Regions from separate parts of the Mus musculus genome. Here all the other regions are linked to region 1. A link is a loop called in an ENCODE intact Hi-C map of the cell type or tissue named here. Cell type or tissue: left cerebral cortex. All regions are shown on one strand.

What was found. Peaks named below come from ENCODE experiments on the same cell type or tissue, not always from the same donor. Only the 100,000 strongest peaks of a DNase experiment are listed, where the experiment ranks them.
Region 2: a loop joins it to region 1, with 11 times the contacts of the local background. A loop is called at or near these places in 30 of 42 quality-filtered maps.
Region 3: a loop joins it to region 1, with 4 times the contacts of the local background. A loop is called at or near these places in 5 of 42 quality-filtered maps.
Region 4: a loop joins it to region 1, with 6 times the contacts of the local background. A loop is called at or near these places in 4 of 42 quality-filtered maps.
Region 5: a loop joins it to region 1, with 5 times the contacts of the local background. A loop is called at or near these places in 31 of 42 quality-filtered maps.
Region 6: it touches region 1 in a loop (2.7-fold over the local background); 2 of 42 quality-filtered maps call a loop at or near these places.
Region 7: it touches region 1 in a loop (5-fold over the local background); 3 of 42 quality-filtered maps call a loop at or near these places.

Annotation. Positions count from the first base shown.
Region 1 is chr14:14,983,120-14,987,119 of GRCm38, forward strand. Nek10 (NIMA (never in mitosis gene a)- related kinase 10) reads left to right here. Exons shown (of 35, transcript NM_001195229.1): 31 at 3,548-3,658. Among named protein-coding and RNA genes, the nearest start is that of Gm46441, 42 kb to the right of the region's middle. In left cerebral cortex, a CTCF peak has its summit at 2,353 (motif pointing left); DNase peaks (open chromatin) are centred at 1,273, 1,736 and 2,342; H3K27ac peaks cover 676 bases.
Region 2 is chr14:14,861,655-14,865,654 of GRCm38, forward strand. Nek10 (NIMA (never in mitosis gene a)- related kinase 10) reads left to right here. Exons shown (of 35, transcript NM_001195229.1): 18 at 1-34; 19 at 1,802-1,847; 20 at 3,739-3,860; 21 at 3,979-4,000. Among named protein-coding and RNA genes, the nearest start is that of Nek10, 43 kb to the left of the region's middle. In left cerebral cortex, a CTCF peak has its summit at 2,263 (motif pointing right); a DNase peak (open chromatin) is centred at 2,280.
Region 3 is chr14:14,480,440-14,484,439 of GRCm38, forward strand. No RefSeq gene overlaps it. Among named protein-coding and RNA genes, the nearest start is that of Il3ra, 140 kb to the left of the region's middle. In left cerebral cortex, a CTCF peak has its summit at 1,591 (motif pointing right); a DNase peak (open chromatin) is centred at 1,598.
Region 4 is chr14:14,903,344-14,907,343 of GRCm38, forward strand. All of the region lies in intron 22 of Nek10 (NIMA (never in mitosis gene a)- related kinase 10), which reads left to right. Among named protein-coding and RNA genes, the nearest start is that of Nek10, 85 kb to the left of the region's middle. In left cerebral cortex, a CTCF peak has its summit at 1,851 (motif pointing left); DNase peaks (open chromatin) are centred at 116 and 1,837.
Region 5 is chr14:14,867,341-14,871,340 of GRCm38, forward strand. The region is part of intron 21 of Nek10 (NIMA (never in mitosis gene a)- related kinase 10); the gene reads left to right. Among named protein-coding and RNA genes, the nearest start is that of Nek10, 49 kb to the left of the region's middle. In left cerebral cortex, no CTCF peak of the experiment used is centred here; DNase peaks (open chromatin) are centred at 2,098 and 3,992.
Region 6 is chr14:14,701,930-14,705,929 of GRCm38, forward strand. Slc4a7 (solute carrier family 4, sodium bicarbonate cotransporter, member 7) reads left to right here and starts at 1,096. Exons shown (of 26, transcript NM_001360504.1): 1 at 1,096-1,351. The coding sequence starts at 1,304. In left cerebral cortex, CTCF peaks have their summits at 967 and 1,611; DNase peaks (open chromatin) are centred at 924, 1,280 and 1,622; H3K4me3 peaks cover 1,701 bases; H3K27ac peaks cover 817 bases.
Region 7 is chr14:14,933,232-14,937,231 of GRCm38, forward strand. All of the region lies in intron 24 of Nek10 (NIMA (never in mitosis gene a)- related kinase 10), which reads left to right. Among named protein-coding and RNA genes, the nearest start is that of Gm46441, 92 kb to the right of the region's middle. In left cerebral cortex, no CTCF peak of the experiment used is centred here; DNase peaks (open chromatin) are centred at 1,780 and 2,018.

The DNA.
Region 1 (4,000 bases):
TGACAGCTCAGTCATAATGACTGTAGATTTTCCAAATGTGCTTTAAGAACACTTTCAGCTTCATGTTATTAACACAGCAAAGAAAGGTTCCCCTCTGGGAATTCTAACACACAGTGCTCAATACAGCCAGTGTCATCACAGGAAGGAGAGAACACAGCTGAGGTGATATGTTGGTGCAGAGGAACAAGTTGTACAAAGGAAGCCTGTCAAAGTATAATTAACTTAAGGCTTCCCACTCTCCTCCTGAGGACCAGAGGAGAAACTGATGAAAACCTTGCTTCTGTTCCTGTCCAGTTTCCATGCTTAACATGTCAGTTTCACAGACATAACATGTCAGTTTCACAGACATACCTGCAAAACTCATCTCGTGGTAATAGTTCTACAAGTCAGGATGTTAGACTTCTTATTTCAATTGTACATCTTAACCTGCAAAGACAGTCTTAATGCCAGCATGCTAAGAAGGCAATGAGTACTTCATCTCAGATGCTGGAAATCAGTGTCTTTGAGCAGCTGGAGATTAATGCTCAAATGTTACTTTGTAGTTATTGCATAGGTAAGACCCTCAGAGCTGAAGGAATCTGAGTGGCTTTAATTCTCTACTATACTTTATTTAGTTTGTTAAACAAATGCTTTGAAGTCATCATCTAACAACTTAAAAAATTACAATACATCTGTATCCACGAGAAGAGATAGGAAGACTGGGGAGGATTGCCCATCACTGGGGTGCTAGCAGCAGCAGCAGCAGCAGATGTCCCCCAGGCTCTCAGGCAGCCACACTGTGTTATGCAGCAGCAGCAGCAGCAGATGTCCCCCAGGCTCTCAGGCAGCCACACTGTGTTATGCTGCAGCAGCAGATGTCCCCCAGGCTCTCAGGCGGCCACACTGTGTTATGCTGCAGCAGCAGATGTCCCCCAGGCTCTCAGGCAGCCACACTGTGTTATGCAGCAGCAGATGTCCCCCAGGCTCTCAGGCAGCCACACTGTGTTATGCTGCAGCAGCAGATGTCCCCCAGGCTCTCAGGCGGCCACACTGTGTTATGCTGCAGCAGCAGATGTCCCCCAGGCTCTCAGGCAGCCACACTGTGTTATGCAGCAGCAGCAGATGTCCCCCAGGCTCTCAGGCAGCCACACTGTGTTATGCAGCAGCAGCAGCAGATGCCCCCCAGGCTCTCAGGCAGCCATACTGTGTTATGCAGCAGCAGTACAAAGCATGACTCCATTTCTCCTACCAAATCTGGTTTTAGGGACTCTAAATTTTAAGAGAAGTGTGAGATTTTATTTCTTTAAATGGTAATCTTAGAACATTTGCTTTTAACATTTGGGGGAAAATGTTAAGCAGTAAAATGTCAAAATAGAATAGAGTGCTATTTTGGTCTACTATTTATCCAGTGGAGCCCTGCAAATTGCTGGTGCCTTGCTAATATATAACTAGGTAGGGAATGCAGGGTTTTGGAAAGAATTCATATTGATGTAAGTTTGAGAAGACATGCCGACCAGGATTTCTTCTTCTTCTTCTTCTTCTTCTTCTTCTTCTTTTTTTTTTTTTAAAATTACTTTGTGTGGTACAAGAAAAACCATTTCCAGGTTTGAACTGAAGAACATATTATCTTTTCTAGAACCATTTTCTTTTTCAAGAAAATGGGCGTTCTTGCAGGCTGTGTGTGTGTCAGATGTAATGAGTCCATAAGAATGTTTATAAGCTGTGAGGTACAGTATGGCAGCCCTGTGCTAGTGGTGTTGGCTTAGGGATAAGGCTGATACAAACACACCTCAAAAGGAAGGTGTGTGACCCATCCTTTACTTACCTAGGAACAGAACCTGCTTTGCAAGTTTGCTGTGGGAGAGTTGCAAGAATGCAAGCACAAAGGAGTGCTCACAGTATCTGGCAAGCATGAGCTGTGCGTTTTGGTTCTGATTTTATACTGACTATGTTGTTATACGTACTTCATATATAAATGAGCCATCACCATTTTACGTAGTTTTCAATTCTTACTGAAAGATTGATGGATGGGACACTGTGCTAACAGTATTTATCTCACTGAGACACGGTAGCTTGCTTGCACTGCCTATCTTAGGGATGTGAGCTTACTGGAGTGAGCTCAAGTGTTTCTTCCATTGAATTCAGGGGCAATAGACGATCCTCCAAGTTAACCAGAGACTTATCAAGTTAAATAAATAGCAAGACTTGTCAAGATCTCTGTGACAGTTATTCTGATGCCTTCCAGTGTTAGGCTGAGTCCACTGGTGACCACATCTTCAATATGCCTTTGTGGCCAGCAGGATGTGAGGCCCTTCCTTTCACAGACGGCTGCAGTAAAGCTGGGAGGTTGCTAACGGGACCTAGCGCACCACTGCCCTCTGCTGTTTGCTTCAGGGAGGTGGCGCCTTCTGGCAGGAAACAATAGGGAATCACCAAGTCCTGTCTTTCTAGGCTGGGTCTCCATCCTCTCAGGGCTCCACCCCTTCCCTTGCAAAGAGACCAATGCTAAAAACTTCATTGTCTTCTTCGCCTTACATATTCCTCTGTTAGTCCATGTGAAAGGCAAGAATAATCGTGAATTTGGAGGGCTTTGAATCAGACTTCCTTCATGGTGGTACACATATTTTTATTGGTTCCAGATAGTTACAAGGTAGTAACCCAACTGAAGTCCCAGGTGGTGAAGCAGAGCTGAGTTTGATCATCTCTGCAGTGTCCCTGCCTGTCTGGGTCATCATTTGGTTGGAGTTTATAGTTTTCTTTCTTTTTTTTTTTTCTTTTTAATTGGGAGCACTTGTTTCACCCCAACCCACCTCTCTCCTCAGCTCTTCCTTTTAATGTTTAGCTATAAAAAAAAAAAAAGCTTATTGAGATGGAGACCCCTGATAATTCTGATCCTACTTCTTTTGTGGTATTCTTCTCCCAGACTTCACCTCACCCTCTGTGCCACCAGAACTCTGATTTCCCATGCAATTCCTGCCTGCCAAGCCCTGCAATTGGGTGGTTGTTTTAAATCCCCTTTTCTGAGACTCTGCTGTGACTGCCTATATATGTATGCAGTCCACAGCATCCTATCGAGGTCATAATGCATGCCAATCCATGCTCTCCTGGGAATGGTGGCCCCTAGGATTTTGTTTCTGTCTAGCGGAACTGTTACAGGAAGACACACAGGCCGACACATAGCTGTCAAGATTTTGTGTTTCCTGGTCCAAAGTATCAGATCTTCTGAAGGCTGTCACTTAGGTGCTTGGTGTGGTTCCGGCATGTGACAGACGCCTACACATGAATAGAATGTACCTCCCTTGTCAAGGGTGCGCTTTACTAAATGGAATGTGCATGTGCATAGCTGTTATGTGAGAGTGGTATCAGTAAGGGTGACTGTGACAAGATAAAAAAGCAGAGCCACTCCTCTATGCAGAGGATGAAAACTATAGCATATAATTTGCTAACTCAGAGTCCTCCTTAGGTTTTGAGGATGTACTGTTGTGCTGGCCCCATATAAGTGCTTCCTGTAGGGGCTGATGCACTGTGGAGGAGTTGGTTGTAATGGCTGTCCTCTTGCTTTCTGCAGCTCCCTCCAGCTCTGCACCATGATCTGAAGAGAAGGGTTATAGAGAGATTCAAGAAGTCCCTGTTCAGTCAGCAGAGCAACCCATGTAACCTGAAATCTGAAATTAAGAAGGTATGTGTTCTCCATGTAGACACCTATCCATGAGAGATGTCTTCATCCCAACCCTGCTCCCTGATCTTTGCCTACTGTTAAAGGGTAATGCTCAACCAAATGGGTCCACCTTCCCTGTTTCCCATGCTTCTTTTTGTGGCTATTAGCTCCAGGTGGCTGGCTGATACAGCTCTTTCCTTGTAACTACATGTTTGCGTAAGAATAAATGTCTTTAATTTTAAAATATGTATATTGCAGCCTGCCTTTGAAGCATCTGTCCCAGTATTTTGGAGAAGGTTATTCAGTGAGCCCCCTAAATTGCATTTTCTACCTGAAACCATCACTTGACCATGCAAAGCCACC
Region 2 (4,000 bases), 120 kb before region 1:
CATTGTTTCTGAATTAACAATAATTAAGGAGCAGGTAAATATTGTCTTATTTCTGAGATGTCTCTGATATAAATGTCATTGAAGCTGAGCTCTGCTGCTGTTCTTGTCCATGCCGTTTATAAATCAGTTCGGTATGAAATACTGGACATTGGTGCAGTGATATTTTTGCCAGTGTTTTTCCTAAAGCTTGTTATTGAGTCATGGAAACTCTTTTAGGAGTTTATAGCAGGGCCTTGGATGCAAAACAGTTGAGCTTACAAACCAGAACACACCATGTATGCTTAGCTACTGAGTTACTGCATAGGAACAGGAGAAAGACACCCTTAATGGAGTGCTGGGAATTTGAGAAAGACCACCCTCCAACTTCAGTCAGCTAAAGCCAACCTGTTGACACCCCTCAAGTCTGGCTTATTAAATCTAAAATGTAGGTTTTGTTTCATTTCCCCTTTCTAGAGCAGGCTTGTGTAGTCTAGGCTGGTCTTAGCCCTGCTCTGTAGTACAGACTGACCTTCAGGACCCGCCCCCCCCTTTCCTGGCTCCCTGTCCTAAGTGCTGAGATTAGGGGTGGGCCCCACTGTCTTCTGGGTTATTTTTATTATCATGAATATGTGACATAATCGCTCAATTAGCTGTCATTATGAAGGAGTATTGGAGGAAAACGGAGCGCAGGCGAGAAATGGGAATTCTTTCTGTAATCCGAGAAGATGCTGGTTCCTTTCCCAGCTCTCCTTGTTTGTGCATTTCTGTTTCTAAGTTCTAGGAAGCTGCCAGCCTCACTGCGCCCTGCAGTCATGTTTGCTTGGTGTCACAAACATGGTCTTTATTCATTGAAACCTATAGTTTGACATCACTAAGTTACAACAAAAGTCACCACTAATGGATTAGATCGCAAGAAGCCATCCCATCCGTTCAGAAACTCATCCTGTCCCCACTTGCTAGTTGATTTGGGTGCTAATTTGTTTAAGTGCGTTTCCTAAGAAAAAGGGTCCAGAAGAGGCCAATCAGGGTGCCACAGTTTAGATTTTGATGTCACTGAAGATTGTCCCTCCTGTGGGAGCCACCTGAACCAAAAAGAAGGATGTCATGGAATACAGAAGCCATAGGTACGGGAGTGAGAGACCCTGTCTGCTAAGAGGTGACAATGAGCACAGCACAGAGGCTTCGAACTACCAGGCTTAGAGAATGGCACAAGTTGGCATTATTCCCTGTTCCATGCAACTGCTGGTGACACCTTCCCATCCCAAGTGGGAAAAGCAGCAGAAAGGACACTTCCAGGGCTGAGGGACAGACAAATGTCACTGCTGCCTGGGAAGCCACATCCTGGCTACTCTGCTGCTGATAACCCTGAGACCGCTGGGTTGGTGTGAGTAGCAGCTACGTGGGCCCCACTCAGAGGGACACTCAGAGGCACAAACCATTTATAGACATCATGGCAATTCCTCTGAAACAAGACACTTTACCTAGAAACTACATTCTAAATAAATAGTTGGAGACATTTTACACCATTTTTCTTTTTTAGAACTTTCTCCCTCCCTGTGTAGCTGAGGCCCAACCCTGGGGCAGAGCATGCTAAGGGAATCGTTAAGGAACTGATCAGTCCTAAACCTGTCCACTGCCCATTAGGAAGTGCAGCATCTTCTAGCCTGGTTCACAAAGGCATGGAGGACACTGTCTCTTTCATTAACTTAAAAAAGTCATTTAAAACCTTAAATGGCAGCTGGCAGTCTTAGATGAAACTTCAGTGTACAAAAGCTTGTGTTTTGAAGAGTCTGATAAGTGTTTGCTATTTGTTTTCTTACAGCTTTATCATCCCAATGTTGTACGTTATTATAAAACATTTTTGGAAAGTAAGTATGAATTGCTTTCTAAGTAAGGAAACATATGTTTGTTATTTATATACATTTATATTATGTTGGCAGAAAATAAACCCATTCAGCTATTTTCTACTGGCTTTTATTATTAGGCATTGCTTTCTTAAGCAGTAAAATAATTTTTTAATTGATGACCTGAGAATACTTAAAATATTTTGATCTGTATTATATAGAGGCACAGTGTGAATAAACAAAAATAATTAAATTATTGTACAGAAAAGGAACTGTAGAAGAAAAAGAGAAAAGAGAACTAAAGCATGATGTTTTATTTTTCTTTTTGCAAGCTCACAGCAGCATCTAGTGGCATTTTCCACCCCTAATAAAATGGATTGGACTCCGCCTTCAAGGTTTTTTTTTTTTTTTCTCACAAATTTCAGTAGATGCCACCAGGTGGCGCCAGAGTCCTGGCTGAGCCTGCAGGCTGGCTGGCTTGTTTCCTGCTTGTGGGATGGAGAGCACAGTCAAACAAAGCCAAACTCAGTCGCTTGTTTACAAGTGAAGGAAGTATTGAACTTAACCATCTGTAGCATAAAATCCTGAAGTATTAGCCGGGCATGGTGACTCAGTCCTTTAATCCCAGCACTTGAGAGGCAGAGGCCGACTGTGTGTGTTTGAGGACAACCTGATCTACATAGTGAGTTTCAGGCTGGGCATGGCTGCATAGAGAGACCCTGTCTCAATACTAAACAGAAGCTGTTCTGTATGCAGCTCAATTGCTATGTTTTTACCCATTTCCCTTCTTTAAGTGATTTAGATGGACTCCTTCCTCCTTACGTGCTAGTTCTTAATATCGGGATTATTCCTGTAATTAAAGCTATCAGATTTAGTTCCTGACTTAGACTGAAGTAAGTACAAGTCATTACAAAAACAAAACACTTAACCTGACGACTTCCAAAATAAATTGAAGGAAACTTAAAATATGTATAATATTACCAAGTTATAAACTATGATGAAGAAGACTATAATTTGAGAAAATGAAAACAAACAGCTAAGCATAGTGCAGGCAATATGTATTTCTTGGAATGGTGAAACTTGGGAATCTATAAATGTCCGTAAGAGAGATGCTATATGGTTTATTCATTTTTGCAATCCTGTGAAAGGCAACAGGAAGAACAGTGTGCTTACATTCATGCTGCAGTGTGAGACTGGTGGAGAAGCCAGTGGGCAGGATGGGAGATGTCTGTCCTTTGCAGGCAGATTGTGTATGTGTGTATTTTGTGTATGTCCAACAGTCAGAAAAGACACATGTCACATATCATTATTAGTAGTTCAAATTGGCTTTAAAGGAGTGTATTCAGAGAACAAAAACAGCAACAAGAAAACCAAAAACCCAAACAGTGCTAAACCCTTGTAAACCCTAACATAAAATCAGAGTCCAGGTCTCTCTACTCGAGAGGGGCCTAGCAGTAATCTCTGTCATGGGTAGGTGCTTTAGTCTGTGTTATTGCAACATCATAGCGTGATCCGTGGGTAAGTTTGTATGACATAATCTATGTCACCATACAAAATGCAATTTATAATGCGGTTTTCTGAACGTCTTATTTGATCCGAGGTACTAAGAGGCAGGCCTCGTGACTTGAGACAGTTGGCTTACTGTCTTTGACATGGTTCAGGCATTCTATGGTATAAGCAGAAAATGATTATGCTTGCCAGAGAGGAGAAAGTCTGGAGTCAGAGGAAGTTGCTGCTAGGCTGTGACTGCCCCAAGGGCAGCTCTGTGCTCTGCCAGCATTCAGTGGATCCTGACACTAAGTTTTCCGTTTTGTGCTCCAACACTCCTTGGAAAGCCCGGGTTCTAATTTGTGAAGGTTTTCCAGGGCTTTATACTGACTTTACATTTCTGTGACTCCTTTTTGCTTTTGCATAGATGACAGGTTGTATATCGTTATGGAGCTGATAGAAGGAGCCCCACTTGGAGAGCACTTTAATTCTTTGAAGGAAAAACATCACCATTTCAGTGAAGAGCGACTGTGGAAAATATTTATACAGGTACACTACACCCTTCATTGAAATTTTCTTTATACAACAAAGTTCTGAGCTACCTTAGAGATACACTGTTGGTTACGTATATGGCAGGAATCAAATTTGCTTCCATTCTTGTTTCAAGCTGTGCTTAGCTCTTCGGTATC
Region 3 (4,000 bases), 500 kb before region 1:
GGTGACCACAGTCCTGCGGTCCTTATGGCCCGAAAGGACAGCTGCAAATACCAAGCGTGTGTTTCAGAAAACCCCATCATCTACAAACACCAGAGAAACCAAACTCAGGTGGATCCAAACTCAGACTGCGCCATGCTTCAGAAACAAAGGACAAGACACAGACAAACAAACCAACACAATAAGCACACGTCACCGGCCGGCATGCATACATTCCAGAGGGGATCCCCATGCCTCCAAGTCAGTTCTTGGGTGTGAGGGGTGGTCGTGTTTCCCGGTCAATGCATGAAATGAAAGACCCACAACATGAGGGCTCACTCCCCCACGTTCTGACTCAGGAGAGGCGACACCCCAAATCACTCACAAGAAATGGTCTTGCTGCAAACTGCAAGATGACTTTTTATTTTGTTTAAGAGCACTCTTAGGCCCACAGAGGCCATCAGACAAGGAAACTGGTCACTAATTGTAAAGACCTTGTGTGTGCTGAGGACATCTGTGGGATTTCTTCTAGCCATCACCACGAGCAATGGCCTCAAGCAGCAACAGATGTGCAGACTGGAAATAGCAAATGACCGCAGGTGGTGACAAATCCAGACTGCAGGAGGTGGAAGATGCTCATCCATACTCGCAGCCTTAGAAACTCTTTACCAAACCAGTCCTGCCTGTCAGGACTTTAAAGTCCACTTCACTCAATTCACAAGCACCTACAGTACTGGCATTAGAGTCTTGACAGGGTGATAACCAGGCAAAAGAAAAGCTGTTTGTGTATGGCTGCAAGAACAAGTCTTCAAGTTTAAAATATAAAGTGTAAACAATTAGTTTTAAACTATTATTTTTGTTTTGTTATGTTTTACAAATCTACTAGCTTTCATGGAATAGTTAGGATTATGGAAATGGCCTATGAATTTTAATGTGTTTAGGAGACAATTCTTTACAGAATGTTTTGTCAGCCCAATGACGCCCAGTGATCTAACCTACCCTAGGCTGTTTGCTTTTATGCTCTAGCTGCCTTTTCAGGACTGAATGGGCTTTATTTTTATTAATATATTTCTTTTCACTGATATCAATATCTGTAAATAGTACATATAGTGACCAAAGGAAACTTTACAATTCAATCCTCTCAAAACCCTGTAAGTCAGATGATTTTGTTTTGCTCATTTAGATTTTAAAAATGGACCACAAATAGTTACTAGACATATACCATACCTAGAGCCATTATATATATCTTAGAACTAAAAGTTAAATCAAATTATTATTGTTAAAAATTCCATTACTTTATAAGACAGAGCAAAATTCCTCAAGGTTGTAAGGTATCCTGCTGCCCATAGCTTCCTCTGAACTTTTGGTGTTTTAGTATCACATTTTATAAAACTAATTAAGTCAGAAGATGCACATGTAAATGGGTCATAGTCTGCTGTAGTCCAAGATATCCATTAATTGAGTGTACGTTTTTCCTACAAATATTACTGTTTTTTTTTTATCTCATTCAAACAGTTATAGATTGGCCTTGGGAATGGAAAGTAAATGTGTCACTAGACTAGACAGAAAAGAATGTGTGTTGCTTCCAAATGCTGCAGGTGCTTTTGTGACTCTGAACACAAGGTGGCAGCCATTCACCCTTTTAGACTGTCTAAAAGAGGAGAGAGACTTCTTGCTGACTGCATTGAAGAGTTACATTAATTAAACTAATCAAAACACATGACACTTTGGAAAGTTGTAGGTGTCTATGTTAATCACAATTTACTGAAAATGGAGGCTTTTCAGATGAGAACTGAGAGATGCATTAATCTATGGGTATAATGGTAAGTCATTACGAGTCAGTGTGATATTACATTGGTTGAACAGAATGATCTCCTGTGGTCTTTATCCAGTCTAGTCACAGGTTCTCCAATATATAAAGGATTTCATTTTTGTGGGGTGGATATAAATCCAATCAAAAAGTAGTTGGTGCAGATAGTGTGGCCTATGAGCTATAAGGCTCTCAGAAATTAGGATGTCCATACAGGATTTTTCTTTCTTTCTTTCAAATACATTCAGTTTATTCACACAAACTTTCCTGATAAAATTATGCAAGTATAAAGGTTAAACAGACATCTTACCAAGCAGGGAGCACTTGCTTGGACAGAAATGCTGCTGCAGGGTTCCACTGGGGCATATTCTCTAGCAAAGATACTTCAAAAGCTGGCAGGGTCTACCCATGTCTGCCATGAAGTCCTTCAGCTGTGACAGGTCAGAGGCTGGCACTGTTGGACATCCAGAAGATCCACAAGAGTCCTGGGCAGCAGCTATCTCTGACAAGCAGGACTGTGTGAGCCCAGCAACAGTACTGGAAGTTCAACAGTCACTAAGGCCAGGGCCTCAGTCTTTAGTCTTCTTGCTGATGGGTATCAACACAGTGTCTCAGAATATAGCAGTATCATCCTACAGACCATTCCCAAAGTTCCGATTTCTGTTATCATTTCAATGGGTAATAGCATAGCTCTATCAGGGTTCACAGCTCACAGTGACAAACTAGTACATCAAGACTACCTGTGGGTTAGTTCATTAGCATATTATATCAGTCATGGGCTAGGTTCATAGCCAAATTCTCAGTAGCCCACCAAGGCCTTGCTTCTGAGGCCTTGTCAGAGAAGCCTGGTAGTAAGCTTGGGCATCGGAGTATTTCAAGTCACATAACATGGCTTTTTAAGTTACACACACAAAAAAATGGTTTCTAAGTTACACAAAATGGTTTTTAGTTTTGTTCTTAACAGTTGGTTACTCCTATGATATTCATGCCACTATTATACCAGCGGTCATCTTGCCATCATCACTACAGCTCACATTATTCATAGTTGGGTAAATTTGATAATTACTTTCTCCTCCAGTATTGTCTTAGTGAGGGTCCATTGCTGTGAAAAGACACTATGACCATGGCAACTCTTATAAAGGTAAACATTACATTGGGGCTGGCTTACACTTTCAGAGGTTCAGTCCATTACCATCATGACAGGAAGCATGGCAGCATGCAGGCAGACATGATACTGGAGGAGCTAGGAGTTCTATATCCTGATCTGAAGGCAACCAAGAAGAGACAACCTTCCAGGCAGGGAGGTCTCAAAGCCCATTCCCACAGTGGCACTTCCTACAAGGCCACACTTACTCCAACAAGGCCGAACCTCCTAGCATGTAGTTTTTACTACCCTGCTTTAGGTTCTCTTGGATCCATGGATGAAAGACACAAACACATTAGTTCATTTTTAACCTGCCTTATTGGCTCAGTGGCTGAGCTCTTCTAAGCCTACAGTAGCTAGTGTGCCCTTTCCTTTACTCCTAGCTCAACATGTCTGAATCTACCCTCAGCTTAGTTGCTTGGTTCCTTTCCTCCTAGTTCAGCACCTCTAAATCTTCCCTCAGCTTAGTTGCTAGGTTACCTTCTGTGAAGACCATTAATCTTGCTGCCCAAGATGATTTTGGGCTGTCCTTCTGTGGGGTGCTTTCCTTTTCTGCCTACATTTCAGAAGATTTCCCCTAAAATTCTGAGTCTCCCCCAAGAATCTCTATTCTCCTCTTCCTGCCCTCCCCTCCTCCTAGCTTGTGGGAATCTGGAAGTCCCACCTCTTTCTTTCCACCCACCCACTGAATGCTGGCATCTTTATTGACAGATTAAAGACCAATTGGGGGCAAGGTCTTTAAGCATCATTAAATACAGTTCCTGATGAAATCAAAGCATCAGAACCATTCCTCTACACCTGGGCCAAACATATTCAAACCACCACAAGTATTGAGCATAGCACCTGCCAGCACTGTACAAAAGCTAACCAGTGGGGATGAAGGTTTCATATCAGTACCGCCTTGATTTCTTCATGTTCTAGGACTTGAGTATGTGGTGCCTTACTGTTAAGTTCTGGAAGACAATTCCTAGCACTATCAACCACCTATAATAGTTATGGGTCTATGAAGCCTCGGTATGCAACAACTCCAAAAGAGGTAACCCATTGCTGGCACTGAAGTTTTCATTTGC
Region 4 (4,000 bases), 80 kb before region 1:
ATTGTAGCTCCTGGATTTCATTTCTCACTCTCCCAGATTGGTTGACATAGAAACAGCATTATTCTTGAAGGAACAGGCAAAGACCAACTTCTTTAGCTGTCAGAACATTTAGCTCCCATTGGTTCTGAAGCAACACAGCTGCCAAAGAACTAATCTGTTCTGGATAGTAAGCTTGGTTTCAGACATTTCTTGAAAACTGCTTTCAAACTTGGAAATGACTTTATCCTATCCTGGGTAGAAGAAGGAGCAGAGGAACTGCTGGTGACTTTGGGTTTATATGAATGGGTGGGAGCAAAGGAAATAGAGACTGCCAACCTAGCTACAAGATCCCTTCCCAAGAAGGGGACAGGACATGTTGGCACTGCTGAAAAGGAATGGGTGAGAGGTACACACCTAGAAATGCAACTAAGTGTTAGGGTCTGATGAGGAATGTAAGGTTGCCCTCATACCTTGACAATAGGTAAATGAGAGAGGGAAGTGGGTCCACAAAACTCCATCAGGACAGTGGACTAAATAGCCCCAGTGTCCAATAGGAAGGAGATGGACCGCCCACATACCATGATGCCTACCTGGGGCTCCCTGCTAGTGATGGCAGTCGTCGGGTCAAGGAGCTCAGGTCTCCTTAGTAGGCCATAGCCAAACCTAGGAGATCAGTTGGAGGGTTGTCTGGGAGTGATGTGAAACATAAGGGTAATTGATAGCCCAATGTCCCTCTTGATGGTGCCTAGGCCATGGCCTCCTTGGCTTGAGGAAGCTAGAGCAAGCTTTTACCCAATGACCTTGTTGACCCCATTTGTAGCAGAAGCCTGGTGGTCTCTGAGTCTTTGAAGACCAGGAGTTCAGGGCAGTGGCTGGGGTTGGTCAGACAGCCTTTGCCAGCATATGATATTTTTGTTTGTGGCCTTTCTCACCTCTCTCATGGTACACCTTGAAGGCCAGCACTAAAATTTCGCCTGTGAAGTTAGGGGTCCCCTCTTCAGCTTTCTGTTTGGCTTTTATGTCGGGGTAGCTCTGGGGAAAAAGTAGGTTATCAGAAATTGCTTACCTTTTGGGTTTTCAGGGTCCAGATTGGTATACAGCAATACAGCCTTTGTGAGGTGTTCTAAATATTGAGATGGATTTTCATGTTTGTACTGGACAACCTCTTGGAATTTTTCAAAATTTACTGCCGTTAAGGATGCTTTTCTTAGGCCAGCCAGAAGGCAATTTATAAATCTATCTCTGGCTAAAATACTTCCCATGGAAGTATAATTCCTTCAAGGATCCTGGTCAGGCACTGCCTCAGAACCAATTGGATATGTTCTATCTGTTTGATGATTTTCATCTTCATATGTTCTTGCTTGCTCTCAAACTCTCCTTAGTTCCTCAGTAAGCAAGTTATTAAGAAGGATAATATGTACATCATGGAAAGGCAAGCTATAAGGCTAAATAATATATTGAAACTCTTTAATAAAGGTGGAGGAGTTAGAGGTATAGGAGCCCAGTTTGCTTTCTATTTGAGAAAGTTCACTCAGTGAGAAATGAACATGTGTTCTGACAAGGCCATCCACCCCAGCTACTTCCCTTAAAGGAAGCACCCATGCTGGGTCAAGTGTTTGGCTGTGGCCTTAGAGTGCGTGATAGGAGGGGTAAAGTTCGGCGCCAATGTAGGGCGTTTTGAATGACCGGCAGCTTGCTCAAAAGAGGAGGGATCTGGTGAGGTCGAGCTAGTAGGCTTTGGAGTATCCTTGTGAGAAGGAGAAACCAAGGCAGCAGTTTGGGTTTTGGCGGTGTGGAAACAGATCTGCGGCAGAAGGAGGGCAGCTCCTTAGCTGGATCAAGCGTTGTAGCACCATCTAGTGGAGGCAGTGGAGGCTTCATGGCTAAGAGAAGTTGGATTGGGGAACAAGAGGAGCACATGGAGGAATTGGAGTGAAGATAGAAGAATGCTTGGACATAGGGGGCTTCTTTCCATTTACCAGACCACTGGTAGTATATGTGAAGATGCCTTAAAATAACTGGATCTAGTGTGTCATGAAGTGGACATTTGAAGCTATTATCTAACTGGTACTGAATCCAGACCTTATTGCCAAGGTGTACTGATCTTGATTCCCTCAAGTCAGGTGTTAGCTTCAGAGATTTGAGATTGTCCAGGAGACATCTCAGTGAGGTACCTAGAGATACATTCAAAGACATCACATTACCCATTGGAGAGTTATTTCATTATTCATACTGGCGTCCCGAGAATAATTCAATAACCAAAAATAGAGCCAGGCTAGAGGCCTAAATCATCACTAAGGCCCCCTAGAGGCTATACACGGTAAGTCCTGAACTTACCAGAAAGCATCTCACCTTAGGCCTAGGGGTTTCTTAGACAGTTGCAAGAGCCCAGAGTGGGAGGGGTGGGAGAGGCACTTTCGAGGGGTATGTTCTGGAGGCTGGTCCACTTCACTTCACTCAGTCACAGTCCCCAGTGCTTATGCCAGTCACCTCCTGGGCTAACATAGCAACAGCTGCTGGAGGGCACGACTGAGTCCCCAGTTTCAGCACCAATCATATGTTGGAATGGTGGCTCATGTCCAGACAGAAACCACCAGGCCAAAACAGTTCCATGTGGAAGAGGTTTATTGGAGACAAAAAGAGGAAAGAGAGAAAGACAAAGGAAAAAAGGGTCGATGGTGGGAAAGGCCTGTCTTTTATTTAGGCTGTGATGTAATCTGTTCGCAGGTAAGTGTGGAAAGTATCCTCTGGGAAGATATGTGGTTGCCTTAGCAACAGGTGTCACCTATGTGTGATATTCCTGAGTAAGGAGCCAATCTGCCAAACTGGTTCTTGATACCAACAATTGCTCTGTAGTACAACTTGAGGTCAGGGATGGTGATTCCCCCAGAAGTTCTTTTATTGTTGAGAATAGTTTTCACTATCCTGGGTTCTTGGTTATTCCAAATGAATTTGCAAATTGCTCTTTCTAACTCTATGAAGAATTAGGGTAGAATTTTGATGGTGATTGCATTGAATCTGTAGATTGCCTTCAGCCAGATGGCCATTTTTTACTATATTAAGCCTACCAATCCATGAGAATGGGAGATCTTTCCATCTTCTGAAATCTGCAATTTCTTTCTTCAGAGACTTGCAGTTCTTGCCGTACACATCTTTCACTTGTTTGGTTAGAGTCACACCAAGGTATTTTATATTATTTGTGACTATTGTGAAGGGGTTGTTTCCCTAATTTCTTTCTCAGTCTGTTTATCCTTTGAAGGCTACAGATTTGTTTGCATTAATTTTATATCCAGCCCCTTTGCTGAAGTTGTTTATCAGCTGAAGGTGTTTTCTGGTGGAAATTCTGGGGTCACTTAAGTATACTATCATATCATCTGCAAATAGTGATATTTGACTTCTTCCTTTCCAATTTGTATCCCTTTGACCTCCTCTTGTCAAATTGTTCTGGCTAGGACTTCGGGTACTATATTGAATAGGTAGGGAGAGAATAGGCAGCCTTGTCTGGTCCCTGATTTTAGTGGGATTGCCTCAAGTTTCTCTCTATTTAGTTTGATGTTGTTTATTATTTTCTTGTATATTTGCTTTTACTGTGCTTAGGTGTGAGCCTTGCATTCCTGATCTTTCTAAGACCCATGAAGGGGTATTGAATTTTGTCAAATGCTTTCTCAGCATCTACTGAGATGATCATGTGGTTTTATTCTTTGAGGGTTTTTTTTTGTTTTTTGTTTTTTGTTTTTTGGGTTTTTTAAAGTTTTATTTTATTTATGTGAGTACACTGTAGCTGTCTTTGGACACACCAGAAGAGGGCATCAGGTCCCATTACAAATGGTTGTGAGACACCATGTGGTTGTTGGAAAGTGAACTCAGGACCTCTGGAAGAGCAGTCAGTGCTCTTAACTGCTTAGCCATCTCTCCAGCTCTATTTTTTTTTTAAATGATTTTATTTTTTTGTACATTGATGTTTTGCCTTTGTGTGTGTTTGATCCCCTGGAACTGGAGTTACAGACATTTGTGAGCTGTC
Region 5 (4,000 bases), 120 kb before region 1:
TGTGTGGGATTGAGGGCTCCTGGACTTTCCCGGTTTGATTTCTGATGTCTTCTGTTGTCTTTCTTCAATTATGTTTGCTTCGTGAGTGTAGCTTCTAACATTCTTAGGAAGCACAGTCTCACAGCAAAGTCCCTGGTTTTCTGACTTTTACGAATCTTTCTCCCCCTCTTCTACAATTGGGACTGGGCTCTACAATTTGACATTTTGATTAGTTGTGATTTTCTGTAATGTTACAAGATACAAGTAATGTTATCCAGATTGAATAGGTTATATTTATGTAATATATGTTTATGTGTGCACACATGTGTGTGTATGTATGTATGTATGTATGTATGTATGTATATATAATATATATGTATGTATGGATGTGACAACACTTAATGAAAAAAAGAGGCCATGAATTTGAAAAATAACAAGGAGGGGGGTATATGGAAGGAGGGGCATATTTTGGAGGGAGGAAGGGAAGGGGGAAATGATGTAATTATAAATCTCAAAAAAATAAAAAAAATAATAAAAGGAGTGGTGTTAACATTTTTCCTGATCGTTGCCACCTCCCAGTGGATAGTTTAAAGGTCAATTTGTAGGTCCCAGCTCCCCAATGGGAGGGACATCCAACTTGCACTTGATTTCAGAACATAAAATGTTTTCTAAAACAGGGATGGTGATGTGGAGGGAGAAAGCACCTCAGGGCGCCCATACTAAGGCGTCCCTCACCCATGCCCTGAGAAATTGGCTCTAGGACAGGCTTAGTATAAAAGGAAGTTTATTTGGGAGTAGGAGGAGACCTGGAAAGGGGACAGAGGTGAAGAGAGGACTGAGATGAGAAGGACAGAGACAGAGGGAGAAAGGAGGAGGGGAAAAGACTGGCTGGGGCCATGTGGAAAGAGAGAAAGAGGAGAGGGGAGGAGAGGGGAGGGGAGGGGAGGGGAGGGGAGGGGAGGGGACAGAGAAGAGGGGAAAGAAAAGAGAGGAGCGAGATGGGAGGAGGTACTGAGGGATCTTCTTATATGCCTGACTCCTGGCTCTTAAATAGCAGGGTGGGTGTTGCTAGGTAATAGTTGGGCGGAAGCTAACGAGGAGGCCATTAAATGGGCATTCCCCATATTCAAGTGCATTCACAAATCAGAATTCAAATTTATTGGCCAGATTTGTAAAAGTAGAACATACTGTATTATTTTGAAAAATAAAAATAACTTAAAATAGAAACTCTTTACATAAACCTTCAATATAAAGTCACTTGGTAATATTTTCATGCTAATGAATTATGAAATAAAGAACCAAGAAATCAAACAATTGTGAATCTTTATCTTGGACAAACATTTGCTTAATCATTTGAAATCAACCATAATTGTGTTTACCATAAACTTTTTACAAATCTGTTCTGTTTTTACTCAAGATTTTTTAAAAATAATTTACTTCTACATATTTCAATTTATAAGTCAAAGGGTATTATTAAAATTGTGAGCTTGAATTTCATAGCAGAAATAATAATAGCTAACTGTACATATTATTTCCTTACTGGATTAATAACTATAGTCATCTCCTTGCTGTATTTAAACATATTGAATCTACTCCATTATTTTTTAGCTTAGTTTTTATATTTAAACTTTATTTCATGGCACACATTGAAATTGTTTACAGAATAAAACAGTGAGACCATGCTTATGAAGTTACCTGGTCCATTTTTTTTTCCATTTCCAGATGGTATTTGACTTTCATCATGATGGTTTAGTTTTCCTATTCCCAGTTGGCCCATCTACATGCTGTCAGTATAGCTCAGGGTTAAAGCAATACTCAGTGTTTACATCATTATCAGTGTACAGTTATTGCCCAGACAAATTACCTTTCCTTTCTTATAGACCTTTTTGTTTTCCTTCAAGCTAATAGTTGCCTTCCTTTCTGCTTGTGTTTCTATGTATCCACCCTTATCTCTTTTCAGCTCTCTCATAATGATGCTGCGTATTATCTGCATGGTGTCTACAGTGTAGATCAGGGAAACTGCCAGTTTTCTATTCCTGGACACCCTACTCTTGTAGCTGTACCAACAGTGTAAACTGAACTTCCCTTTTGTCTGGTGCACAGCTGTTATTCTGGAACTTTCCATTTGCTTGTACTCTTTGCCCCTGCATCAGCATCTTGAATACTGAAGTTTCAGCTATGCACCAGGAGCTCCTGGCCTTCCTGATTTTGAAGGCGTTTCTTCCTGCTTCCAGATCCTGTCCAACTGATAGGAATCTGAGTTCCAGTCTAACTTTCATGAGCTACTATATCTCCTTGGAAAATTTCAGGGTGTTCCTTTCACCCTTGGTCCTGTATGGGCCTTTATTTAGCATAAAAGTTTATGTGTCTTATCTCTCTCTACTTGTACCTCAGTTATTTCTTCAGATTTATTTTTTAGTCATTTTATTGACCATTTGACTTTTAGTAGTAGTTTTGATCTCTGAATGTTCCACAATGTTCTCTGTTCCATCCTAGAAGGACCTGGCTTTTATTCCCCAGTGTAAGGGAGACTTCTTTCCTCAACAGCCCGCATAGCTTCTGTATTTTCTGGTCCATCTTTGTTTCCCCCTTGCTTAGCTGCTTAGTCTGATCTCTTTTATTCCTGTTGGATATTCCCCTTATGCTTCTGGTATAGAAGGGCTGTCTTTAATGTTACAGAAGAGACTGGAAACAGTTGTTGGAATCACTCTGTGTTCTAGCTAGGTCCATTACCTGGGCACTTGTAGCATGGTAGAGATTTCTTCAGAGATCCTGAAGTTGGTATCCATTCAAGCCTTGCTCCAAAGAAACTGTCTCAGGACTGGCCTATCCCCTCAGCCTGCTGCTGTGTTGCCATTGTGGGAGCCATGTGTTTGGCAGGCTCAGGGGACCATATTCAATTTGGATTTTCACCGAGTTCCCTTGGATATAGCCATCTGCTGGCTGGTGCCTAGTTGGCTGTGGTACTTTTGAATTTTGAATCTCTGTGCGCACTGTGTGGGTAGGAGGGGGCCTGGGACTCCATCTTTAGCTCTACAAGGTCCATGACTTTGACCTTTGGATGGCCTTTGCTCTTTCTTTTCTCAGAGGTGTGGAAAGTGTGCACAGCCAGGTCTGTCCCCTATGCTCCTCCTTCCTCACCATCTTCCAAGGTGTCGTTGATACAGCTCTTTCCTCCCTGTCACCACACTCATTCTCAAAGACAGCCCCCTACCCATATTTTAGCAAGGCTTTGAGAACTGCAGGAGATAAGCTTGATCAGTCCCTCTTTAAACCGGAAGTGGACAGGCCAGCTATGTTAATTAGGTATAAACAGTAGGCATAGCAACACACTTCCTTTTTATGTTGACTCTGCAACTGTAAAATTATATCCTCAGCTTGTGCCAGGCTCCCTAAAACAATCACTAGGGTTTAGAAGAATGAGCAACTGCCCGCTTCCTTTTCCTTTCTCTGCCTCTTGCTGCTTTATTGCCAATCCACTGACTTAATACTTCTTACAGTTTCACTTAGCAGTTATTAAGTCTCTAACTTTCTGGACATTTTAGCTTGTGTGAGGGAGCATAAGACAACTAGACCCATAGAAGTCGGAAGGAATAGCCCAGGGGCAGATTTGCTGCAATGTGATTTTTTTTTCTACCACAGTGATGGTGTAACCAGGACAAGGCATGATATCATTTTCATCAGGGAGTAGAAGATGATTTTCTGACTAACACAATAATACATAACTCTTTAACAATATCTTAAATGCAATAGGTGTCTTGGATTTTTATCAATATCTATCAAAGTTGATTAAAATATGGCTATAACTTAGTTTTAAGAGGTACTATGGTAAAATATTATTGCACCAATCCCCCCCCCCCATATTTCAGGAAGGTAGATGAAGTGTGTGTGTGTGTGTGTGTGTGTGTGTGTGTGTGTGTGTGTGTGTGTGACTGCACTTGGCAATGCTGCTAACAAAGGTGCTTTAGCTGATGAAACATGTTACCACAAAGGGGCAGTCACCGCAAGGCTGAAGCCACCA
Region 6 (4,000 bases), 280 kb before region 1:
TAATGGAAGCACACCTGTTCTTGGACAGTCGTGTGTGAGCCTGCCCTGTACCTCTCTGGGAAATTTAGAACAAAGCCAGGAGGGGTCTGGGACCCAAAGCAGTACCCAGTACACTTTGCTATTTATTGATAATGGGTTAGGGATGAGTCTTGACCTGATGATAAGTATTTCCTTTCATAATCGAATTTAGATTTTCTCAGCTCAACCTTTTATTGTCTTTTTTTTTTTTTTTTTCTTGAGACAGGGTTTCTCTGTGTAGCCCTGGCTGTTCTGGAACTCACTCTGTAGACCAGGCTAGCCTAGAACTCAGAAATCCTCCTGCCTCTGCCTCCCAAGTGCTGGGATTAAAGGCGTGCGGCACCACTGCCCGGCTCTTTTATTGTCTTTATCAACAACCTGTTAACAATAGTGATAAGCACACCACAAGTGACACACCTTCACAGAGGGACAGAAATGTATTTAATCCTTCAATGTCCATTTGTGATGGAGACCATCACCTCCACACCCAGGTAGATAGTAGACAAGCACCCTACCTATAGGGTCGACCCAAGAGTGGGACAGGTTGTGGAACTAGGCCAGTGCAGGGAGTGCACTAGGCAAGTTGCTAAATGTATCCCCTCTTTTACAGGGTCCACGATAGAGTTACCTCTAGGAGAGAAACTTGCAGAGGCAGAGAATGAATCTGGCGTCGTCCTGTTTCTCTCCTGCTTGTAAAACACGTGGTGAGGAGCTGAATGGGGTGATGACCCCATTCCACTTCGAAAGTCTGTAGAACTTCCGATTCGAAAAACCGAGTTCCACTCTCAGCCTCGGTCAATTAAGTCTTTACAAAGAGGGGCGGGGCCTCCGGGAAACTGACCTGGGGGGCGGGGGAGGCGACAGACCCTTCCGAGCTGCTGATTGGCTGATACGAATGTCTGTCTTCTTTTGTCTCCGCCCTACCTCCAAGCCCCTTAGCCACTGGAGGCGGTCGCTCGACGCCGGACCTGGTGCCTAACAGGCAGGGGGCGTGCTCCGGGGGGGGCGTGCCGGAGCGCGCCCCGCCCCCGCCCCCGCCCCCGCCCCCCAGCCCCGCCCCCCGCCCCGCCCCCGCCCGGGCGCCGCTGCCTCCTCCGCGCCGCGTCCTCTGCCCGTCTCAGTCCTCGCGGCACGCCGTTGCCTCTCTCTCCCGGAGAACGTCCCGCGCTCGCAGCGGTCGCCGCACTCCGGGGCCAGCTCTCGGCGGCCAGCGCTCCGCACAGGGTCTCCCTCCGCGTGCCCGTCTCTGCTGCGGTCGCGGCCTCTCAGAGCTCCGGGGCGGGCCATGGAGGCAGACGGGGCCGGCGAGCAGATGAGACCGCTACTCACGCGGGTAAGGAGCGGGGAGGCCGAGGCCCGCAGACAAAGGCGGCGTCGCGGCGGGGCTGCCGGCGGCCTATGCTGGCGGCCGCGCGCCGCCGTCGCCTTTGTGTGGCGGGGGTCGCAGGGGACGGCCGGCTTCGAGCCCTCGGGGACGCCTCTCCCGAGGACGCGTGTCCGCCGCCGCAGTGCCCGGCTCTCAGACGCGCGGCTCCGGGAGCCGTGTTCTCCCGCCGCGTGGACGCTGCCGTCCTTCAGCCCAGGCTGCTGTTCCTGCCGCCGCCGCCGCCTTCAGCCTGTGGCCGGAGTCGGGACCGGCCGTCGGGGCCGGCGCTCTGTGGCGTGTTGGGTCGCAGGCCCAGGAGAAGCACCGTGAGTGCAGTGTCCTCCTCCGGGCTCCATAGAAAGAGAATGGACCGAGAGAGACCCCAGTGCTCTGCGCCGCGCGTCCCCAGTCCAGCCGATCCCGCTTTCCCAGTGCAAGCAGCCTGAGTAAGGGCGGACTTGGGACGCGCAGAAACTGGGCTCTCATTTAAACGGGGGAGGGGGCGGGGGGCACACAAGTGGCCCGTTCTCTAGAAACAGGAACGTGTATGTGCCCTACAGAAGAAACTGCTTTCTCCTTTCAGAGTCTCTGACTCAAAGGATGTGGTGGTACTAATTTTCCTACTTCCAATTTTTACTCTGACCAGTGAAATGGGAGGGAAGGTTGCAGGGATGAATTTTCCAGTCTTTTCAAAACAAGGAAAAGGACATTTTGCCGGTTTTTTTTTTTTTTTTTTTTTTTTTTTGGTAGAATTTTCCTTAAGGCTCCCTCCTCTCGTTACTTTAAAAGTTATTGTGGAGGCCGTGGGCGGTGATCATTCATTACTTCACAGTATTCAAATATAAACTCTTTAAATATAAAGGAAAACTTCGGTCTTAAGACTGTGAAGTTCTGTAGTGGTTATGGGTTTGATGGGTCACAGTGATGAAGTACTGGAAACTCCTTAGGATTCTTTTTATGGCCTTTGAATGAACCTTCAGGACCTTCTCCAAGACTATCTGTCAAATACACTGTTGCTTGTTCTTAACCTTATTTGCACATTTTCAGCTGAACAGTAAACAGTATCAGTTTTCATAAACCTGGGTAAAAATGTTGTATTCTCTATCACAGTCTATTTAGGCAGAAGTCGTCATACACAGTAAGGCTATTGCCATTCATCCGTCCATCCATCCATTCATCCATCCATCCATCCATCCATCCATGCATGCATTCTGTGCAGTAGCTTATTGAGAACTTATTCTGTAGTGTCCAGAGTAGAAGCACTTTTTTCCGATAGAAGCTTCATTCAGAGGGGTGTGGGTGTGTGTCTACAATAAGGGACAGGATAGGGGACAAACAGATGGCAAGGAACTCAGTTCTGGTATTAGTACCATGATAGGAGAGTATTTTGGAAGGTCATACACCCTAAGTCTTTGGGAGAATAAAACTTGGCAATAATAAACTTACAGAAAGTAATAATAGAAATAAGGGGCTGGAGAAACGGCTCTGTTGTTAAGATCATTGGCTGCTCTTTCATAGGACCCAGGTTCATTTCCCAGCACCCACTTGGCAGCTTACAACTGTTTGTACTTCCTCTTCCAGGGGAGATACACCTTCATACAGACATACATGCAAGCAAAACAGCAATACAAAATAAATTATAATACAGAAATAAAATTGCTTCTAGTCTGGAAGCAGCAGTGACAATAGGTTAAAATAGTGGAGAGCGTTCTGCTTTTTGGAAGGTGGAAACATGCTCACTTTACTTTGGTAAGTGAAAACATAAAAATGAGATACTGTGATGTTTGTCAATTATAACTAACTTACTTTCTTTCTTTCTTTCTTTCTTTCTTTCTTTCTAGACAGGAACCCACATCGTCCCCAAGCAGGCCTCAACCTTGCTACAATCCTTCTGTTTTAGCCACACTAGTGCTTGCATTATAGGCATGAGCCACTATGTCTAGCGCTCAGTTGCAACTTTTACTTCACAATAGACTGGCCTAGCCAAAAGAGTTGACTAAAATTCATATTTATATACCACCTTAAGTTTATAATTATGCAAAAATATTTGAGTAGCCGTTATGTTGGAGGCCACTTATATTACTTTGTAGATGGAGCCCATCTCTCATAATTTAGTATTATGATTTCTCACTGACCATAGCATTGGAAGGAAAACTTTACCTCACATTATCTTTTGTTTTGAGGGATTGAACTGGGTGAGGGGGAGGCTTATCTATGCTAGGCTTGGCTGCAACATTTGTTTTGCATTAATAAAAATGTCACCATTGTAGGTTTGATTTGGAATTTATCAAAATCTTATTTTTTTAATGTTGGATAAGTAGTTGTTAGTCATGTTTTCTAGTGTAGGTTGTAGCATATAGTACCAATTCTCTAGTTTTAGCAAAGAAGCTTTCTTTTGAGCATTTTGAGAATGTCCCATGAAAAGGTTGCTTCTCTGATTTCTTTCATTTTATAGGCTTTCTCTTTCTCTCTTTCTCTCTTTCTCTCTTTCTCTCTTTCTCTCTTTCTCTCTTTCTCTCTCTCTCTCTCTCTCTCTCTCTCTCTCTTAAGGGAAGATTTCCCTGTGTGTTTGAGGCTGATTTTGAATTCACTACATAACACAGACTGGCATCAAAG
Region 7 (4,000 bases), 50 kb before region 1:
ATTTCTTGGCCGTCTCCATGTTTACCTAACACAGACCTAATCTTAGGAGTCTCAAATTCTATAGAACATCTTGGTCATAGCAAACCCCTGTGTACTGAAGATGCTGGTCAAGTTTTCTATATCTGTTTCATCATTTGGTGGAATAGGGGTTGTTACTAAAGGTGACAAGCAGAGTGGTGTATAGTGACACCATCTCTAGTGAAGCTCATGTTGCTGGGCTCATGAAGAACAGGTAAAGTGGAAGGAAAGGGGAGAAAAAAGATTCCATTGGATACAGAGAGCTAATGGTGATGTTGATGGTGAGATGGAATGGGTGGGGAAACATTGCTTGCACTGTGGTTGTGGGCACAGTGCTAAGAAGACTAAAACTACTTCTGTTAGCTGGAGAAGTGGACTGATTCTGGAGATAGGAGCAACTGGATTTATTCAGTTACAATTTTGAGACTTGGAAGCAAGACCAGGGGAAGGGTAAGTGTCACCAGCAAGATAAAGACAGGCCATCATCATGAAATTCACCCCAAGATGAGCAATGGCTGCCTAGATGAAGCTTTAAGATGGGGCTGCAGGAGAAGGCTTCATGGTAGGTCCTGTGTTCACTTCAATTATGATGTTTCAAAGACTTAGTGGCATTTATTGGGGGTTCCAGATTAAGTGCTTTGCTGCTGTTATATTGCATTAAATGAGTATGTGGTGTTGTGGTGTGCATATATATGTGTATTTGTGTGTGTGTGTGTGTGTGTGTGTGTGCATATGCATATATATACACACTTATTTGTATACATGTTCACATATATGCAGGTTCATGTGTGTGGGCACATGTGTCTGGAGTTCAATGGTGATGCTTGATGTCTTTTTAAATCATTCTTTACTTTGTTGAGTCTGAGTCTCTCAATTGAACTCAGAGCTCATTAATTAGATAGACCAATTGGCCAATTTGTCTTGGAGATTCCCTTCTCTCTGGCTTCTGAGTGTGTCTTTTATATGGGTTCTTGGGATCCAATCTCTGGTCCTTGCCCCTTTGTTGACAAGTGCTTTATCCACTGATCCAGCCCCCTGATCAAATGTTTTTCAAGGTGTTTATCATTTAAAATATTAAGAAATGACAGTAAGTTAGGCCTGGCAATTTAACTGTATAGCTAACTATAAGTTAAGATTGCAGGGCATATACTGTAGCAGACATTTTCATTTAAAATTCAAGATTCCTCATTTTCTACATTTACTCTGGGAAATTTTTATCTCTAGAAAACTTCAAGCCAAAATCTATTGTGTGTTGAATGCAGTTGTAAGTTTAATTTGCTTTGAATTTATAGTGTTGAAAAGCTAAGTTCTACAAGAATTAGAGCATACTTTCTGATTTGCCATTTTCTTAGTCTTTCGTTTTCTACCAAATATTGTGTAAGATTTCATATATATATAAAACCATCAGCAACTCAGCAAATTATCAGGTTCAGAGTCAGTTGCCAGCAGCTAAACAGAGCCTTGGAATACAAAAATTCCTGATATAATTTAGTGATTATTTTTTTCCTTTTAGATAGAATCCTGCTATTTAAGCTAGGCTGGCCCAGGCTTATCCTCCTGTCTCAGCCTCCTGGCTGCTGGCTTACAGGCCAGCAGCTGCTCTTACAGTCACTCTTAAACTCTGTGTTATTTCCAGTCACACACACCTCATTTCTCAGCACCCCAGTTTTACTTTGCGCATTGTTGTCAAGCACAGCCCACAGTATTTGCATTTTTATTCACACATTTTGTTATCAAAACTTTTCTTTTTTAGGCAATCTTTTAAATTGGGAGAATTATTTAGCAGCCCTGAAGAGTCTGGAACAAAGCCAGACAGCATCTTGCTGTTTTTCCCAGGCAGTATATGGAGGAGCTGCATGGAGGCAGCTGAGTTACTCTCCTGTCTTCCCTTCTTTCCCTTTTCTTCTCCAAGGAAGAATATTTCCTTTTATGCAAACCTATTCCAAGTGTGTGAGTTTTTCTTTGTGCCTGGCTGCATAAGCTGTCTGTTGCTTTGTTTCCAAGCAGACGTAATGATTAGAGAGGCAGTTGTGAGTTCTGGTAACAATGGAGTCCTTACAGGCTTGAATTGCCTCCAACTCTGTTTCATAAAACATGACATGAAGACAGTCGAACAGTATTACTTGCAATTTTTCCATCTCATCTGACTGGAGCATAATTTTGGTGAATGAGAGCAATATTCTAGGGTTTCCCCTCTGCCCCCTAGAACATGATTTTATGCTTATTTGCTTAGGGAATCTTTGGAGAGTGTCCCATGCCAATCTTTAGCATATATGTGTCTCTGAAGAAGGTGTCTGAGATACTCAAGTGAGCCATGGAGCTCCAGGGGAACCCTTGCCAGTGTGTTTCTGGAGGCCCACATGTCTGTGATCAGACATCTTGATTAAGGATAGGTTAAATTGTGTAGACGTTAGGCTGTGTTGACCCATTCATGGATTCATTTGGTCATTCACCAAATAGTTCTCAGGAGCCAGGTTGCATCTTAAATGCTATTCAATGTCTTTGTGAGGGGGCACTGTGGGCCTGAGTACCAGAGGCTTTCCACAAAGATCTCTGACCAGGCTTGGTGCGAGGGTTCTAGAGAAGGGAAGTGAGTGCTGGCAGGGAGGGGAAATCCCTCCACCTCTGTCATGCAGTAATTCCCTGCTGCCATGCACTGAGTCCTGTCTGGCTGGGCCTATGAGAAGCCAACTAGCCAGTGAGGAGTGCTGCAGAGCCTCGGGTGGCACTTTGGGAGAGCAGATCTTTCCCCAAGTGTTACAGCTCTTAGGACAAAAGGCTCAGAAGATGGAGAAGTTCTCCCACACCTTTTATTCCCTTGATAGGACTTATATACAGTTGTGGGGATGATTCAGGGTTTGACAACAGGTACTTCTCATTGCCTTGGACTGAGAGTTTGGGGAAACCTTATTTGCATGTGGGAGGGCTTGGTGCAGCTACTATGAATTTGATGCCCATACCTCTCTGCAGGGGGGCTGTAGCTACTGAGCCGGGTGCACAGGAGGCGTGGCCGAACTCTTTCTGTCCCATGCAGGTGAAAATCACCACCCACCAGGGCTCTGGATTCCAGACCTCTGCTCGACTGGGGACCAGGCTGTCTGTGCACAGCCCATCACTCCACAGGGCACAGCCTTCTCTCAAGAAGTTGGCAGTGATGAATTAAAACATTACAATCCCATCATGCAATAGTTTATAAACTGAAATGCAAACAGTGCAGTGATCTTGCCAGTTGATTCCATGGCTGTGTTAATCGCTTTCTGACAGTAGCTAGATGAAATGTGAATGGCACTCACTTCACCATTCCTGATAATATTCTCTGCCTCCAAGACCATAGAAACATTAGCATTCAATGTGTCAAGTTACTTAAGCAAAAGTTCTTAAGAAAAATGGGGACATATTCCAATCAAGATAACAGTGTATCCCTATGTAAGTTATCTCTGTGTCCCTGAAATTTTATTATCAGAAGTAAAACACAGAATATTAGTATAAGATCCTCATGAACAAGACCAAGTGAAATGAAATTAATCAGGCAGAATGAGTGCAAACACCTCTGCTGACCTTGAAATGAATGAGAAAGCTCATAGTTGTAAGAAAGGTCGAAATGCTCCCTGCTTTATATTTAATCAGCTTTTGCACATCAGCTTTTCATCTTTAGCTCAGATCCTTGCAGTTTGTGAACTGTTCTTTTATACACCAAGATAAGCTATAATCTTAAAAAAATTAAAATTATTTTTAAATGACCCCCTCCCCTTTTAAAGATACTGCATCCCGGATTGGCCTTAAGCTCGTGATCTTCCTGACTCCGACTCCTGAGTGGTGGGAGTTTACTTTTAACTATATAAATATCTCACACCTCTAAGTCACTGGGTTTTATATTTGTCTGTGTTTTGTAAGACCCTCTACCCTGTGTTAATGTTGACTGAATATAGCTGGAAAATGTACAAAAAGCTGTGACCTCCCAGAAAATTTCTTCCCTTAACTT